2 separate regions of the Mus musculus genome follow, and region 2 is linked to region 1. A link is a loop called in an ENCODE intact Hi-C map of the cell type or tissue named here. Cell type or tissue: heart. All regions are shown on one strand.

Region 1 (2,500 bases):
CAGTTGAAATGACATACTCCCTTGTGAAAACAAGATAAGGGCTTCTAGTCATTCCTACATATTGACAACCTAAGTACATAGACATGTGGCGTGGTATGTGTGTGTATTACTATTGCTTCCATGAAACACCATGACCAAAAGCAAGTTGGGGAGGAAAGGGTTTATTTGGCTTATACTGCCACATTGCTATTTATCACCAAAGGAATTCAGGACAGGAATTCAAACAGGGTACGATCCTGGAGGCAGGAGCTGATGCAGAAGCTATGGAGAGGTATTGTTTACAGGCTTGCTTCTCCTGGCTTGCTCAGCCTTTTATAGAACCCAGGACTACTAGCTAAGGAATAACACCGCCCACAATGGGCTGGGCCATCCCCACTGACCACTCAATAAGAAGATGCCTTACAGCTGGATCTTAAAGGCAGTTTCTCAGTTAAGGTTTTCATCTATCAGATAACTCTAGTTTGTGTGTTGACAGTACAGTGTGTGTGTGTGTGTGTGTGTGTGTGTTGTACATTACACTGCCCCCCCCCCCAAAAAAAAAAGAGTCAAGATTCACAACTCATTTTAGGGGAATTGTAAATTAAATAAAGAAGTTAAGAGCCTGACCTGGTGGCACATTCCTGTAATCCCAGCACTTGAGAGGCAGGGGGATCGCTGTGAGTTAAGAGGCCACCCTGGGTGGTGGGGAAAGAAAAGGGATAGGAAGGAGGAGGCAGAGAGGGAGGGAGGGAGGGAGGGAGGAAGGGAGAGAGAGAGAGAGAGAGAGAGAGAGAGAGAGAGAGAGAGAGAGAGAGAGAGAGAGAGAGCTTCTATTTTACTCTCTTGGCAGCTGGAGAAGCTAGTTTAGCTCTGCTTTGAAAGTTTAGCACAATGGCAATGCCTGGTAATATAGAGAGGCACTGAATGAGCAGAGGCAATTACTATCATTAATCCAGTTAATTAAGAAAAAAAATAATGTTCCAGGCACTGTGCCATTGTTTTACATGGGTTATTGGTATTTCACTTAAGCAGGAGCTGTTACAATTTTCATTTTGTAAACAAATTAAGTGTTTTGAAATAGGTTTTGAGAAAATAAGTGACTTTTCAATGTCACAGAGTTCTCTTCAGGTTTTCTTTTCATTGCCCGGGACACAATGTAGAGAAATAGAAGGTAAATGTCAAAAGCAAGCCCCGCATCGCCTCGCGCGGATTCCTGGGAGCACAGCAGGAATTCCAGGCGAGCGACTCAGCCTGCCCGGTAGCTTGCACACTGGGTTGCTAGCCGGCTCCTGTTTGTCTAAGCACCGACCGGAAGTGTTTCTAAGGGTTGCGTTTCTACGACGCACAGCCGGAAGTTCCTATCCGTGGGTCTTCAGAGAGAGGTAATTTGAGGAGTGGGCTACAGCTGGGGGGACTCAGGTGTGGCTCCCCGGGGATGGCGAGGCAGGGAGGACAGTGTGACCGTAAGGGACACCTGCGCGGGGAGGCGGAGAACGAGGCAGCACCCAAACCTGGTGTGGACCATTCTGGCGCTGGCCTCTTCACCCTGCCCCCACTTGGAGCGGGAGTTGCAGGGACACCGCCCCCTTAACGGTAGCACAGTCTTTCTGCAGGTACCGACCCTTGACGTCGGGGTACTACCTCATCCCTCGGGCGTGATGGCTACGGGCGCAGATGTACGAGACATTCTAGAACTCGGGGGTCCAGAGGGAGATGCCGCCTCTGGGACCATCAGCAAAAAGGATATTATCAACCCGGACAAGGTAGCAGGGGCATTTGAGCGGGCTGAAGTGTGGGTGAAGGTGTTGGCGAAGGGATGGGAAGGGGTGTTACCAGAAGAGAGATGGTGGAAGTGATAATAAAAGGAGAGCTACAATGGAACAAGAGCATGCCACCCTTAATGTAACGAAGAGGGGACACTGGGAGGTGGGGACCAAGAGAGCGGGGAAACCGCCAACGGACGAGAGGACCGAGGGAACCTGACACTTGTAAGTTGTTGGGAAGAGAGAGCAAGACATTGTGACAGTCTTGAGGTGAGGGAAGGACTTTCTTCCCTGATAACTCAGACGCGAGCGGGGAGAGGAAACCTGTGCAGACGGTGTAGAGACGCTCCCATGAGTGGGTTCCCGGGACTTTAGTTCAGCATTTGTTTGTTCAGGTTGGGCTGGGTAAAAACTTCAAGGAAGGGTGGGTCTGGGCCATCATTTTTTCCCTGTGGTTTTCTTCCCAGAAAAAGTCCAAGAAGTCCTCAGAGACGCTGACCTTCAAGAGGCCTGAGGGCATGCATCGGGAGGTCTATGCTTTGCTTTACTCTGACAAAAAGCAAGTATTGGAATCCCAAGTCCTCCGTGTTTCCCCTAGCTCACCAGGCATAGCCCTATGTCCCTATTTTCTCTTCTACTTTCCCCCACGCCAGTATCCCCAACTAGGGCTCCTCCTGCAGGACAGCTCAGTGTCTTGCTCCAGGACATGACTTCCTTATTCTGGGGTAGACTGAGCTTCATGGCTTTAGAGGTTCTTC
Region 2 (2,500 bases), 130 kb after region 1:
CTGATTATTTACAGGATCTTTGGGCAGGAATTGTTAATGAGCTTTTAATTTGGAGTGCTTAAGTTGCCAAAGTGCTCTGAGCTCCAGTGAAGCACCACAGAATCCATAAAGGAAACCTTATCAATCACTTCCCGGCAGCTCCCTTCCCCCAGGCAGCACCTGCCGACAGGCAGCCAAGTGGGTTTCTAACCAAGATCACAGGCATACATTAGTGGAGTCACACTCCAAGTCACTGTTATAAATTGGCTTTTAAATGGTGGGCGATTCAAGTATAATATACTTAAGGTCCAAGACCGAGCCCACTAAAACAAGGTATACTGTGTATGATAAAGTCAGAATAAAGCTGAATTTGATGAAGCCAGTTTTCTGGTACAAACTCTACAGTCAAAAATCATTCGGCCAATCACAATCTACTACAGTTAAATAGCTTAGTCTTTGGCCAATGGGATTCATGTTTTGCTGCCCTTGGGCTGGGAAACCAATGAAATGCACTAGCAAATGCAAGCCACAAAAATGGTCAGAGACAATTATTGGCCCCAGTCATTGCGAAATCCAGCCTGAGGGGCAAGCTCTGTATCTCCAGATGAGGGGCCCCATACCCAGCATCTTCCAGGCCAACGTCGAGCAGCTGACATTTCACAAGAACTCAACCCAAGTCATGCTTTCTTTGTTTTAAGAAGACACCTGTTGCTGGACCACTTGCAATAAAGACATACAAAAAGCTACCTGGGTTAAGGCTCTTTCTCCACTCTGTCCACCTCTGTCCACCATTATTACCCACAGCTTGTGACTTACAAGGAAGTAAAGTGCTAGCATGTGTGCCTGTGCCAAGATGCGGAGGGGGTAGTCTATAAATAATTCCTTAATCTTCTACTTTATCTGGTCAAACCTCTCTCCTTCTCCAGAAATCTCAAACCAGGCCCTTTCATCAACTCACCCAGTCTCTCTCGCAAAGCCGAGCTCCCCCACCGCCCTCCCCAGCTATCCCTTCGCCCAGAGTTCTAACATCCAGGGTGAGCACCAGGCCAGAATCCCAGGCTCCTTAAGTGTGCGCGCCACGACCCACACCCCGCATGCATTAACCAGGGCCCAAGCTGGGGGCCCTCTCAATCTCACCCACCCCAGGGTGTTGCCCCCAGCTCGGGCCCATCCAGGTCCAGGGAAGCGTAAGGGGAGGGGCAGGGGGCCAGGAGACCAGCCCTCCTTCCCAGGGCCGCCCCCGCCCCCCGTCAGCTGCCGGAGAGGCTGTCGCCATGGCAACGCCCCCTCCTCCGGGCCAGCACGGCAGGCTCTCTCCAGGTGCAGGCCCCGGCGTCTCCCTCGGCCTCAGCAGACGCTCCGGGCAGTTGACGGCAGCGGGCACGGCCCGCGCCGCCTGCGGCGCTGGCCAGGCAGAAGCAGGGCCAGCTCCGCCCGCTTCCCACAGCCCGTTCCAGGCAGCCTCAACAGCGGCAGCCAGCACCACGAGTCCACAACACACCGACTCACCTCCGCGCACTCTGACCCCGACCGACGCGGTGGACGGGCGGGCGTGGTAGCCAACCGCTGAGCCCGCTGCTAGCGCCTTTGGCCAATGAGCTGGAGTAAGGCGGGGCTTCTTCTCTCCAAACGCTCTCTCTCCCGCCGACATGCGCGTTAAGGTGTGTCAAGATGGTGACCGTTGGCTCTGGGCCTTGTGGGACTTGTAGTTTAGAGGAGCCACGTATTCAAAAGAGAAAGGGAGGGTCACTTCTAAACAGTGAAAGGGGTTTTCTTAAAAAATAAATAAATGATAATAATAAAATAACCCGAAATCTTCGTCAGGCCTAAAATGACCCAGATGCTCTACTTATTTTCCCCACCTTGACTGTAGGCATTCGGTGAGTATGGGCTTAGGAGACATTCTCTTTAGGCGACACTTTTCTGTGATTCATTGTCAACAAGTAATCGTTATCTACTTTCTGATGCGGGCCTGAGGGAAATCTGGAAAGAAGGGAGGCGAATTCAGCTAAAAAGAAAATGCTGAGATTTCTGAAGGGCCTTTCTGAGGAGGAAGCTTCTGGCTTGTTGAGGCCCTCAGAGGAACTGTCAGGGTTAACAAGGTTTCTGGCCATAGCTGTAGTGGGTCTTTCACAGTCAGTCTCTCCAGGCAGCTGGGGAGAACTTCACCTAAAGCGATGGGTGAGTGTCTCCATCTTAGCTGTGCTTCTCTGGGAATCCACGTTATGAAATGGGAAGCATCAGTCTTAAGCCACTGGTGATTTTGACAGCCTCTCAGTCAGATCCATCTTAGGAGCCATCTTCAGTTACCAAGCTCCTCTGTCTGCCACCTGCTATTTTCCTTTAAGACAGCTAATATCAGTTCTGGACCCTGCCACCTCTGAGATCTTAATATAATGGTTCCTGCCTGAGCTGGAAATGCCTGTAATCCCCATATCAGAGAATGCCTTCTTTAATCTCATGCACATAATGGGTTAGATGGTTCTACTGTGAACCTACAGAACTGAGCACAGCACTTTAC

What was found. Peaks named below come from ENCODE experiments on the same cell type or tissue, not always from the same donor. Only the 100,000 strongest peaks of a DNase experiment are listed, where the experiment ranks them.
Region 2: it touches region 1 in a loop (2.5-fold over the local background); 6 of 42 quality-filtered maps call a loop at or near these places.

The regions. Positions count from the first base shown.
Region 1 is chr4:117,681,075-117,683,574 of GRCm38, reverse strand. Dmap1 (DNA methyltransferase 1-associated protein 1) reads left to right here and starts at 1,350. Exons shown (of 11, transcript NM_023178.2): 1 at 1,350-1,361; 2 at 1,593-1,742; 3 at 2,210-2,301. The coding sequence starts at 1,638. In heart, a CTCF peak has its summit at 1,191; a DNase peak (open chromatin) is centred at 1,424; H3K4me3 peaks cover 1,923 bases; H3K27ac peaks cover 1,489 bases.
Region 2 is chr4:117,549,351-117,551,850 of GRCm38, reverse strand. Eri3 (exoribonuclease 3) reads right to left here and starts at 1,486. Exons shown (of 9, transcript NM_080469.4): 1 at 1,121-1,486. The coding sequence starts at 1,255. In heart, no CTCF peak of the experiment used is centred here; a DNase peak (open chromatin) is centred at 1,560; H3K4me3 peaks cover 2,225 bases; H3K27ac peaks cover 1,780 bases.